Linked DNA regions of Homo sapiens: region 1 is linked to region 2. Evidence: read pairs that join two places in POLR2A ChIA-PET (ENCODE). Cell type or tissue: OCI-LY7. All regions are shown on one strand. Each heading gives the region's core, and the rest is flanking DNA. Links, peaks and the distances in the headings are about the cores only.

The links. ChIA-PET counts read pairs that join two places held together with the same protein. Peaks named below come from ENCODE experiments on the same cell type or tissue, not always from the same donor. Only the 100,000 strongest peaks of a DNase experiment are listed, where the experiment ranks them.
Region 1: POLR2A ChIA-PET joins it to region 2 with 10 read pairs; 2 of 35 experiments call an interaction of 5 or more read pairs at or near these places.

What each region holds. Positions count from the first base shown.
Region 1 is chr3:116,917,857-116,923,882 of GRCh38, reverse strand. LINC00901 (long intergenic non-protein coding RNA 901) reads right to left here and starts at 2,452. Exons shown (of 2, transcript NR_121607.1): 1 at 2,323-2,452. In OCI-LY7, for the core only: no CTCF peak of the experiment used is centred there; no DNase peak of the experiment used is centred there.
Region 2 is chr3:117,569,493-117,575,518 of GRCh38, reverse strand. No RefSeq gene overlaps it. Among named protein-coding and RNA genes, the nearest start is that of LINC02024, 120 kb to the left of the region's middle. In OCI-LY7, for the core only: no CTCF peak of the experiment used is centred there; no DNase peak of the experiment used is centred there.

The DNA.
Region 1 (6,026 bases), core at 545-5,544, 650 kb after region 2:
AATAGACAAACAGAGGGCCAAATCATGAGTGAACTCCCAGTCACAATTGCTACAAAGAGAATAAAATACCTAGGAATCCAACTTACAAGGGATGTGTAGGACCTCTTCAAGGAGAACTACAGACCACTGCTCAAGGAAATAAGAAAGGACATAAACAAATGGAAAAAACATTTCATGCTCATGGTTATGAAAAATCAATATCGTGAAAATGGCCATAGTTCCCAAAGTAATTTAAAAATTCAATGCTGTCCCATCAAGCTACCATTGACTTTCTTCACAGAATTAGAAAAAACTACTTTAAATTTCATATGGAACCTAAAAAGAGCCTGTGTAGTCAAGACAATCCTAAGCAAAAAGAACAAAGCTGGAGACGTCACGCTACATGACTTTAAACTATACTACAAGTCTACAGTAACCAAAACAGCATGGTACTGGTACCAAAACAGATACAGACAAATGGAATAGAACAGAGGCCTCAGAAATAACACCATACATCTACAACCATCTGATCTTTGACAAAAAACCTGACAAAAACAAGCAATGGGGAAAGGATCTCCTATCCAATAAATGATGCTGGGGAAACTGGCTAGCCATATGCAGAAAACTGAAACTGGACCCCTTCTTTACAACTTATATAAAAATTAACTCAAGATGGATTAAAGACTTAAAGCTAAGACCTAAAACCATAAAAACCCTAGAAGTAAACCTAGGCAATACCATTCAGAACACAGGCATGTGGACAAAGCCTTCATGAGTAAAACACCAAAAGCAATGGCAACAAAAGCCAAAATAGACAAGTGGGATCTAATTAAACTAAAGAGCTTCTGCGTGGCAAAAGAAACTATCATCAGAGTGAACAGGCAGCCTACAGAATGGGAGAAAAATTTTGCGATCTATCCATCTGACAAAGGGCTAATATCCAGAATCTACAAGGAGCTTAAACAAATTTACAAGGAAAAAAAAACCCCATCAAAAAGTGGGCGAAGGATATGAACAGACACTTCTCAAAAGAAGACATCTATACAACCAACAAACATGAAAAAAAGCTCATCATCATTGGTCATTAGATAAATGCAAATCAAAACCACAATGAGATACCATCTCATGCCAGTTAGAATGGTGATCATTAGAAAGTCAGGAAACAACAGATGCTGGAGAGGATGTGGAGAACCAGGTATGCTTTTACACTGTTGGTGGGAGTGTAAATTAGTTCAACCATTGTGGAAGACAGTGTGGTGATTCCTCAAGGATCTAGAACCAGAAATACCATTTGACCCAGCAATCCCATTACTGGGTATATACTCAAAAAATTATAAATCATTCTATGAAGACACATGCACACGTATGTTTATTGCAGTGCTGTTCACAATAGCAAAGACTTGGAACCAACCCAAATGCCTATCAATGATAGACTGGATGAAGCAAATGTGGCACATATACACCATGGAATACTATGCAGCCATAGAAAGAATGAGTTTATGTCCTTTGCAGGGTCATGGATGAAGCTGGAAACCATCATTCTCAGCAAACTAACACAAGAACAGAAAACCAAACACTGCATGTTCTCACTTGTATGTGGGAGTTGAACAATGAGAACACATGGAGACAGGGAGGGGAACATCACACACCAGGGCCTGTTGTGGGATGGGGGGACTAGGGGAGGGATAGTATTAGGAAAATTACCTAAGGTAGATGATGGGTTGATGGGTGCAGCAAACCACCATGGCACGCGTATACCTATGTAACAAAGCTGCATGCTCTTCATATGTATCTAAGAACTTAAAAGTATAATAAAGAAGATCATATTTTAACTAAATCATGTTAAACTATTCAGTTTTATCTTGAATGAATATGAGCTGATTATTCAAAACATCTCAAGAACCTAGTTGTTCAGAGACCCTGGACAAGGACAGTCTGTAAAGTCGTTTCTATAACTAAAGCTCTATTATCCCGTGGTTGAAAATTCTTCAATGCCAGATAGAACCATTATGTGATTTCAGGGACACTGGAAGGTATCTCCACCCCTTCTGAAATCCCATCAACTGCATGACACCTGCAGTTTATCTTGCAACTGGATCACAATGAATGCAAGAATAATAGGACGGCTGGGATCTCATTCAAAGCTGCTCAGAATACTTACTATACTTACTATGCTTTCTTAACCAAGAAATCAAAATCCAGAAAGTGAACACCAGCATACTCAAACCAGTTAGTGCCATAGTCAGTATATCAGACAACCTTCCCAAGGTGAAGAGGGATGTGATCTTCCTCTGGCAAGAGGAATAAAACTATCAAATCTGAAATAAATAGAAATTATTTTACCTTTCACACATTTTCATAATTTCCCCTGCTGCTTCAGCTAATTAATTATCAATGCTATTTGTGTTTAGACAGAAGGGTTTGTCTCCTTCACAGCCCATCTGCTTCTTGGTAACCTTGCTGTGAAGTCATTGCACAGCAGAGTTGCTGATAAAGCTATCATCTCCATGACAACCTGCTGCTATGTCACAAATGCAGGAGTGTGACCTCACTGCAGCTAAAAGGAGAAATCAAACTGGTGTCTGATGTGCGAGGCAATAGGAATTTTTAATTAGACACATAGTTTATTCACTTTTCCCTAGAAATATGAGAAGGATCCTTATAGAGAAATATTACTACAATAACCTTACTGCTAATTATTAAATATTAAATGAACATTTTAATATTAGTGGTACAATATACATGTGCAAGTGGTTATACTTGGGTGAAATGTCCTATGTAAATATTGTATTCATATCCTGAAAACATTCTATAATTATTTTGTTATATATCTCCCAGCAAAGATGACTCATCTTCTGGTATGATATTTACCAAGCTTGAGAAAGTAAGCAGCTTCTTCCTCACTGATTACATCTATTTGTACAGCAACCCATATACTGAAGGGGAATTGTGACATGTAGCCACTGTATCTCTCTTAGAGAAGAAGCTAAACACACTGAGTGAGAAGGTGAATTCTGAAATCGACCCACAGGAACTGTTACCATAAGTTCTGATCAGCGTGTTGTTTTCTTCTTTGGATGGTTGGTTAACTAGTTACTCAGTTGTAAGATGTGGGCAGTAAATATTACAACCTGGAAGTGCTGCATCTCTCTAGCTGTCGGAGAGCTAAGGCGACATCATTCATTGGCCATTTGTTGTGTGTGCATGTACTAGATACTGTTTAGAGGAAAAAAACTAGAAGAGGTGCACAGCCTGTACCCTGTAGTTGTTTAGCATGTTATGGGAGATTGGCAGGATCAACAGGTACCTGAAAGCACAAGGGGATGTAGAATTGTCATATTTCAAGATTAATTTATATAGGTGCTAGGTATAGAAATAAAAGAAAAAGACATCAGACAAACTTCACATTAGATGGAAATTTTCAAATTGATGATTAGAAAGTAAGAATATGAAACAGCATCTTCTAAGTGTTTACTATGTGTGAGGCACCATGCTAAGCACTTTGCATTCTTCATATCGTTTAATCCTTTCAACAACCCTAGGACATAGGCTTTATGGTACATTTTATAGATGAGAGGATTATGGTATATTTTATAGTTTGGGGGTTAAGTAACTTGTCCAAATCAGTAGGCAGCAAATTGGCAAATTTCAGAACCTGTGTATTCCAGAACCTACAAATTTATGGCAAATTTATGCTGCCTGGGAAGATCAGATAGGAAAATTGCATAAACACAGTTCAGAGATGATAATAGGCAACATCCTATCGAGGACCAGTCAAATCCCCTTTGTTCCACTCTTCTCATTTGAAGTGACCTAAGGCATTGCCGGATGGACTGACTTCCCTACAGCTTTACCCATAATCCCTTCAAATTCAAAAATACCTTTTTCTTTCTTGTAACACTAAAGAAATATAGAAGCCAGCATATGTTACTTGAAAATACTTCCATTCTTGGAATCTTCCACCTTTGAACATTCTGGATTTTTAAGAATTAACTGAACTGTGTGGGAAGACTCAGCAGGATTAATATATTGATGGAAATGATGGATTCTACTTTTTCCTCACTTGCCTGCGTACTTAAAACTGCAGTTATTTATACACTGTGGTTTAGGCATCTTCTCCATTATATAACATCCATTGATCTATAACACTCATATGCTTTCCGATATAAATATTTCATCCATTGTACTTGTGTGTATTGTGCTCTCATTTGTCCCTGGAAACATTAAAGAGGAAAGATACTTGGATGAGTTAAGAGACAACAGGGTATTCTTAAAGCTGAATAAGTTAGATTTGTGTAAATGGGGATGGGAATTACTGGTTGGCCTTAAAGTTTAGGTTCTAAATTGGAGGCAACTGAATGGTACCAAACATTACTTATCAGGAATGTTGTAGGAGCTAGAAGAAATGTTGTTTAGCTTTTCCTTGCTTATATAAACTCATACAAAATTTACATTTTTAAGAGGAAAAAGCAGAAACGAGATCAAACTGTTCCCAGTTAGATAATTTGATTTTTTTTTACACAACAGTGTCACCAGGACATTAAGCACACATTATAAATAGGCATACTTCATTCATTTTAATCAGTGCGTAGTGACTTAATCTGTTTCTTTTTACAGATGAAGTTGTTTTCATGGTTTTTGTTTTTATTGTGTGGTTTGTTTTATTTTGTTTTGCTATTATGAAGAATGTTGCAATGAACCCCTTTATACATATATTTTGCAAAATTGGTGACTATCTCTGTAGGATAAGTTCTTAGAAATAGAATTGTTAGGTCAAAGGAAATACGGATTACATATTTTTATGGATATTGCCAAAGATTGTACAAAGTGCATCAATGTAAATGCCCACCAAAAGTGTATCTAGTATTTCAATGTATTTCCCTTCAGTGTTATGTAGCAGAAAAGTTTTAAATTTTTACAGTTTTGATGTTTTGTTCTTCTATAAATTGTCCATGTTATTGTTCTCATTTTTTCTATTGAATAGTTTAAAATTTCATCCATGGCCAGGTACGGTGGCCTATGCCTATAATCCCAGGATTTTGGAAGGCTGAGGCGGGTGGATCACCTGAGGTAGGGAGTTCGAGACCAACCTTGCTAACATGGTAAAACCCCATCTCTACAAAAAATACAAAAATTAACTGGGCATGGTCGCACGCGTCTGTAATCCTAGCTACTCGGGAGGCTGAGGCATGAGAATCCCTTGAGCCTGGGACGCAGAGGCTGCAGTGAGCTGAGACTGCACCACTGCACACCAGCCTGGATGACAGCGTAAGACTCTGTCACCCACCTCCACAAAAATAAATATATAAAATAAAATTTGATTTGTAAAATGATTTTAATATTGAACATATTAATCCTTAGACTATCATATTGGATAGAAATAGCTTTCACAACTATCATTTTTCTTTTGACTTAGTTTATGATAAATTGGAAAGTGGCAGGAGTTTTAAAATTTTATACAAATTTATCAAATGTTTTATGGCTTCTTGGTTGTAATTTTCCCCTTCAGGTATTTTAGGAAAAAAATTATATATTTCTATTTCATCCTTATTGGTCTTTTTTTCTGTTTATATATTTATTTATTATTTTTTCTACTTGGACATTATCTTCATGTATGATATAAGAAAGGGATCCAGTCATATTTTTTAAAATACTAGACCAGTGTTGCAACAACATGTTTTTAAAATCTACCTTTTACTCACCCTTATCAAATGTTAAATCCCCTGAAGTATTTATCTCTCCATATTATTTTCCTTGTTCATTGTCATTCTGAAAACCTGAGCCACTATAAACTGTATAAAGTATTGTAGCTCAGTGTTTTAATATTTAGTAGTCTCAGTTTCCCTTCTTTTATTTTATTTTATTTTATTTCATTTTTTGAGACAGGATCTCACTGCACTGTGGTTGCCCAGGCTGGAGTGCAGTGGCAGAATCTCGGCTCACTGAAGCCTTGACCTCCCAGGCTCAGGTAATTCTCTGACCTCAGCCTCCTGAGTAACTGGGACTTCAGGCGTGTGCCACCATGCCTGGCTATTTTTTTTTTTTTT
Region 2 (6,026 bases), core at 596-5,595:
GATATAAAGAATTCTTTGCCAGTATCTCTTCAAGTATTACTACTGTTTCTGTTATCTCTTATTCTGCTGTATCTGCTGTTAAACTATGTATTGAGTCAACGATTTCAGTTATTACATTTTTAGTTCTAAAATTCCTATTTCATTGTTTCCTATAGATTCCAGTTCATAAGTGAAATTTCCCATCTTGTCACCTATTTTCTGAATATATTTGGCATAGTAATTTTAAACCTATGTCTAATAGTGCCAATATTTATTTTTATCTATGGGCCTGTTTCTAGTGTATTTATATATTTTTTCTTTGTGGTTTTAATATTGCATTCTTTTCACAACTGGTAATTTTTAACCTGGTGCCAGACATTGTCCATGGTAAATTTTAGAGGCTCTGGATAAAATTTTACCTTCCTCCAGTGAAAATTTTGCTTTCCTCTGGAAGACTGATTAGGACACGTTTCTTAAGCATTTTAAATTATTACCTTACTAATCAGACTTTTCAGACATTTTGTTTCTAAGCATTCTTCCCATGAAATTGTAATTTCATGCCCCAGATAGACTGCATATCTGTTTTTGAATGTCTCTATATTTGTGCTTTACACATAAAAAGAGTAAGCATAAAGCTTATTCTTTTTTTATTTAATACATGATTAAGAATGACTGAATAAACAAATTAAGTTAAAAGTTAATTTAGGCCAGGTATGGTGGCTCTTGCCTGTAATCTCAACATTTTGGGAGGCTGAGGTGGGAGGATTGCTTGAGGCCAAAAGTTCAAGACCAGCCTTGGTAACAAAGGGAAACCTCATCTCTACAAAAAATATTTTAAAATTAGCTGGGCCTACTGGTATGCACCAGTAGTCCCAGCTATTCGGGAGGCTGAGGTAGGAGGATCACTTGAGCCCATGAGGTCAAGGCAGCAGTGAGCCGTGTTTGCACCACTGAACTCCAGCCTAGGCAAGAGAAAAAGACCCCATCTCAAACAAAACAAAACAAAACAAAACAAATCAAAACAAGACAAATGTTAATCAGGACAAATAGCTAATGCATGTGGGGCCTAATGCCTAGGTGATGGGTTGATAGGTGCAGCAAACCATCGTGGCACATGTTTACGTATGTAACAAACCTGCATGTTCTGCACATGTATCCCAGAACCTAAAATAAAATAATTTTTTTAAATGTTAATTTAACAACTAAAAAACTCTTAACATTTAACTTTACAACTGTGTTTGCTGAGCAACTTTCAATGCATTATGTATGCAAAATTAGCAACTTATATAAATACATAATAATAATAGCAATACACATTAAAATCATTTAAAAATAATGTTTTTGCCAAAGGTAAAACAACTGAAAAAATAATTCCTTAAAATTGTTTTTAGTGAATTTTTCTTAACTTTTACGTGATATGAAAAAATAATTTTTAACTTAAGTAGTGCCAAATCCTCCTTCAGATATTATTAACACTTGTTCTTTTAAGCACATGACATAATTAATGATGGGTTGAATAATTTTCACAGAATATAATTATAAAATATAAGCAATTTTTATTACATTTTCAAAGTCCAAGTCACATGTGAAAACACCATGGATCAAACGTAAATAACATCCGTAAAGTAGCCATGTTTTAGGTTCATGCAAGCCACCTCTGGTAATATGACTTTGAGATTTAACAATCAATCAAAAGAAGGTCACCCCATCACAGCTAACTATTTGGCTGAGATTTGTAGGACTTACCTTGCATATATGTTGTCTATCTCCTGTAAGCTTATTGTCAATGTTGCTCGTGTGATACCCAAGAAAACCCAGTGAAATAAAATAAGTATTAAGGAATATGATCCTGTTGTGTAGAGTTGAGCTTTGGAGGGCTACAAACTAAACATCCAGGTTTTTTTTTTCTTACTATCCAAGGACCAATCTTCACTCCCTTGGAAGCAATATCACTCCTATTGAGAATACATGAATTGGGAATTGATCAGCTTGACCCAGTAAGGCACTGAGGTGATCTGAGGCTAATTTTCAGTCTTTGTGAGTGCTCTTATTCCTAGGCTGTAGATTTTCAGAGTTCTCAACAAAAAGCCTGGACTGTGTATCCTTCCTTAGCTGGCCCTGAACTCCAATTTTTGTCTTCTCAGTCCTTGGAGACTATTGAAGGCTCTGCTTAATTTTGTTCTCTCTTAGTTGCCCTTTTTTTTTTCTTTCTTTCTTTTGGCCTCTAGGTCTCTTGCCTACTACTGCTTAGAAAACTTAAAATACAAAAAGTGGCATATAAAGATGGGTTCACTTGTCTGAGGTTCCCTTTTTTCTTCCATCTCAGCCCCCTCATATCCTGACTACCTTGCTAATCCTGAACTTCAATTTTCATTTCCCCAGTCTCACAAGCCTGTCAAAAGTTTTGAGCTCCTACTTTCTGCTTCTGCTTTCAATCCTGCACAGCTTACAAACTGGCAAATGCTGTGAGGGGAAAAGCAGTGGAGGATTTACTTCAATGTGTTTTCCTTCTTGGAATCTTGGATCATTATATTCTGGCTGCTGTGGTTGCTTTCTGATCCATTCATATGTGTTTTGTATTTTATGGAGCTTTTATGTTTGTTCACAGTGGGAGTGTTGGTCTGTTACAAGGTATTTTGTCATAGCTGGAAGCAGAAGTCTCAATCCAATGATGTGGATTAGTTGGAAGTTTGATTAGCTTCTGGCTGAGGAGACTGAGAAGAGCTCTAGGCAGATGTTGTACGAAAAAAGTGTGAATGTCGAGATGACCATTACAATTCTAAAGTTTATTTTTTCTCTTTAAGTAAGCCTCAAATATGTTTCATGCCATCCTTATTCTAATGAAGATAAATGATAAAATGGAATTAATGTAAAATGTTTGCTTCATACACACCTTTAAAAACATATTGTGTATCTGAAGCACTACTATTCTGTGTCTGGGCAGACTGATTGCTCTATTTTCATAACCAAACCTGGAAGGCTAAAGTTTTCTTGAATTACCTGAAGTGGAACATTAAGAGACAGTATGTCTACATGTGACATCTTTTTGCTAATAATTTAGGATTGGTTTCTACACTAAGATTTTTCTAATTCGACCACCTATTAGTTGCCTTTTTTCTTTTCTTTTATGCCTCTGGTCTAATTCTTTGTCAGCAGTCATAAATATAAGGTTCATTTTAGGATTTTTTTTTGCCCCATCTTTATCCATGGCTAAAATACAACATTGGACTGTTCCTCAAGTCGCTCCCAGGTGCTACTATAAAACTATTTCATCTCCTCACTTCCTAATACTGTTTTGCACTAGTTCTTTGGAAGGAGGAGGTAGAATGTTTTCCTGGTCAGTCATAAAAGTATAATGCTTTTGCCTTCTCTTTGAGCCTGATTATAGCAGCACCTAATTCCACAGATGAAATGTGATCTTGTGTATTGTTATGAAAAGCATTGAAAATAGCTCTTTGGATTTCTCTTATTTGAACTGTCCCATGAAATAAATCAAGAGTCCAACTTATATTTTTAGTCAATACTTTGGTACTTTTACAGTAGCTATTATCTATGTGCATGTTTAATTAGAATATTGTAATAGTTTTATTAAATAAAGCCATTGAGTTGATAGACTTCTCTCCAGATTCTTTACTAAATACTGTTATTATTTATTCATCCATTCAACATTATAAATTAAGCCATTCTGCCTCTAACCCCAGCACTTTGAGAGGTCGAGGCAGGAGGATCATTTAAGGTCAGGAGTTCGAGACCAGCCTGGCCAACATGGTGAAACCCTGTCTCCACTAAAAATACAAAAATTAGTGAGGCATGGTTGTGCATGCCTGTAATCCCAGCCACTCGGGAGCCTGAGGCAGGAGAATTGCTTGAACTCGGGAGGCAGAGTTTGCAGTTAGCCAAGATCGCACCACTGCACTCCAGCCTGGGTGACAGAGACTCCATCTCAAAAAGAAAAAAAAGGCTATCTTCTTTTTTAATAGTTTCTATTCTAGCAGAATGAATGCAATAACAAAGATACCGCTCTTGGAGTAAGGAAGACCAAAGACCTAACTACCTGGGGAAACTGGATAAGGCTGCAAAAAGAAGGCAGGACATGTTTCTACTGGGATTGTCCTCTTATAAGGGAAACAGATTAAGGAGAAAGATAGGAGGTCAAGGAAAGGATCTAATTTTAAAGACTGAGTGTTTTTCTAGTTTTTGGACCAAATGGGACCACTTCTGCTTCTGTTTCCTGTGCCTGCTCTGCCTTTTGGAGTTTGGGTCCCTGTGGGAAAATGATGAGCCAAGGACAAAGGCTATCCTTACAAAAACAGAAAGATCAAAGACCAAAAAAAATAATAATGGGTTGAGGAGCCTGTTGTTACATGATTCTTTGGAGACATCTGAGAGTAAAACTAACCAGCCTGCAGGATGGGATCAAACCTCTTGTGAAATATTCATTCCCCTAGGTCACAATTGAACAGCAAGGATTTTTGAGAAGAATGTGTGTGTGTAGTGGAAATATTGATAAAAATTGGGTCTAATTCTTTGTTGTCCAAAGAGACTTTATAGCTCTTCTCATTAACACTTGCTTTCTACCATTCCCTTGGATGTTGAAACACAAAGGTTGAGTTTGAACCCCAAAGTTAATTTTATTATAGGAAAACGGTCTTTTACATGAAAACATTGAGAGGGAAAAATGAAAGGAATATCACCTATTTATACATTTTTCTACTTTAATCACAATTAAAAGGGAATTTAAGTCTCCATATGTGCGAAAGACTAGATTATTTTATTTTATTATTTATTTTATTTTTCAGACAGTCTTGCTCTGTTGCCCAGGCTAGTGGTGCAATCTCAGCTCACCACAACCTCCGCCTCCCAGTTCAAGTGATTCTCTTGCCTCAGCCTGCCAAGAAGCTGAAATCACAGGTGTGCACCACCACGCCTGGTTAATTTTTGTATTTTTAGTAGAGACAGGGTTTCTCCATGTTGGCCAGGCTGGTCTCAAACTCCTGACCTCAAGAGATTCTCCTGCCTCAGCCTCCCAAAGTGCTGGGATTACAGGCATGAGCCACTGTGCTTGGCTTTTATTATTTATTTATTTATTTATTTATTTATTTATTTATTTTGAGGCCAGGTCTTACTCTGTTTCCCAGGCTGTAGTTCAATGGCATGGTAGGCTTACTACAGCCTCAAACTCCTGGGCTCAAATGATTCTCCTGCCTCAGGCTCTGGAGTAGCTAGAACTACAGGCATGCACTACCACCACGCCTGGCTAATTTTTTTATTTTGTTAGAGACGGGGTCTCACTCTGTTGCCTAGGCTGGGACTGTAGAATTTTTTAAAATACGTATGCTTACAGCTATTCAAATTTGTAGAGATGCACAAAACTTTGCTTCCTAGGAAGGCAGAATGATAATTTCTATCTAGAATCAAGAATATTTAACATTAGTGTAATTTATGTTCCCCATTTATTTAGATTACCGGTGTGCTGTCCTTTTAGTGTCCCCTTTGCTAAGATATTGGAAAATGTCACAAGCTTAATTTCTATTTACTTCAACTCAGCATATTTTGGGGTGGACCCTAATATTTGCCTATAGAAATTTTCCCATATTTTAAAACTCCAGAGGGAAACATGAGCTCTGCTGTGTGTCTTATAATGTCTGGTTATCTAATAATGGCTGAAATTTCAAGTACAAAGTATCTGATAATTATTTCTGTTAAGACAGAATATTTCTGAAAGAAATTGATTCTTATAATAGCATTTTTTATTATGGTATGCAAAACAAAAACCTCCAAAATTTTTTTCTCTAGAACATTAATCTCAAATATAAGTTCTCTGTACCAAATTTTCCCTCCCTCCCCTACCAATCTCCCTTTTAGTTCTACTTTATTTCAGTAGTAGAGATAATGCTTTCTCATTTGATGGGCTTCTATTGTAGAACCTTAACAATTTATGGCCCTTTCTTGTTTAGGAGTCTGTTTCCAACCTTTTCCCAAAAGTATGAATTCTTTGAAGGCAGGGACTATGTTGCATTAGTCACAGAGATATACAGTAAAAAATG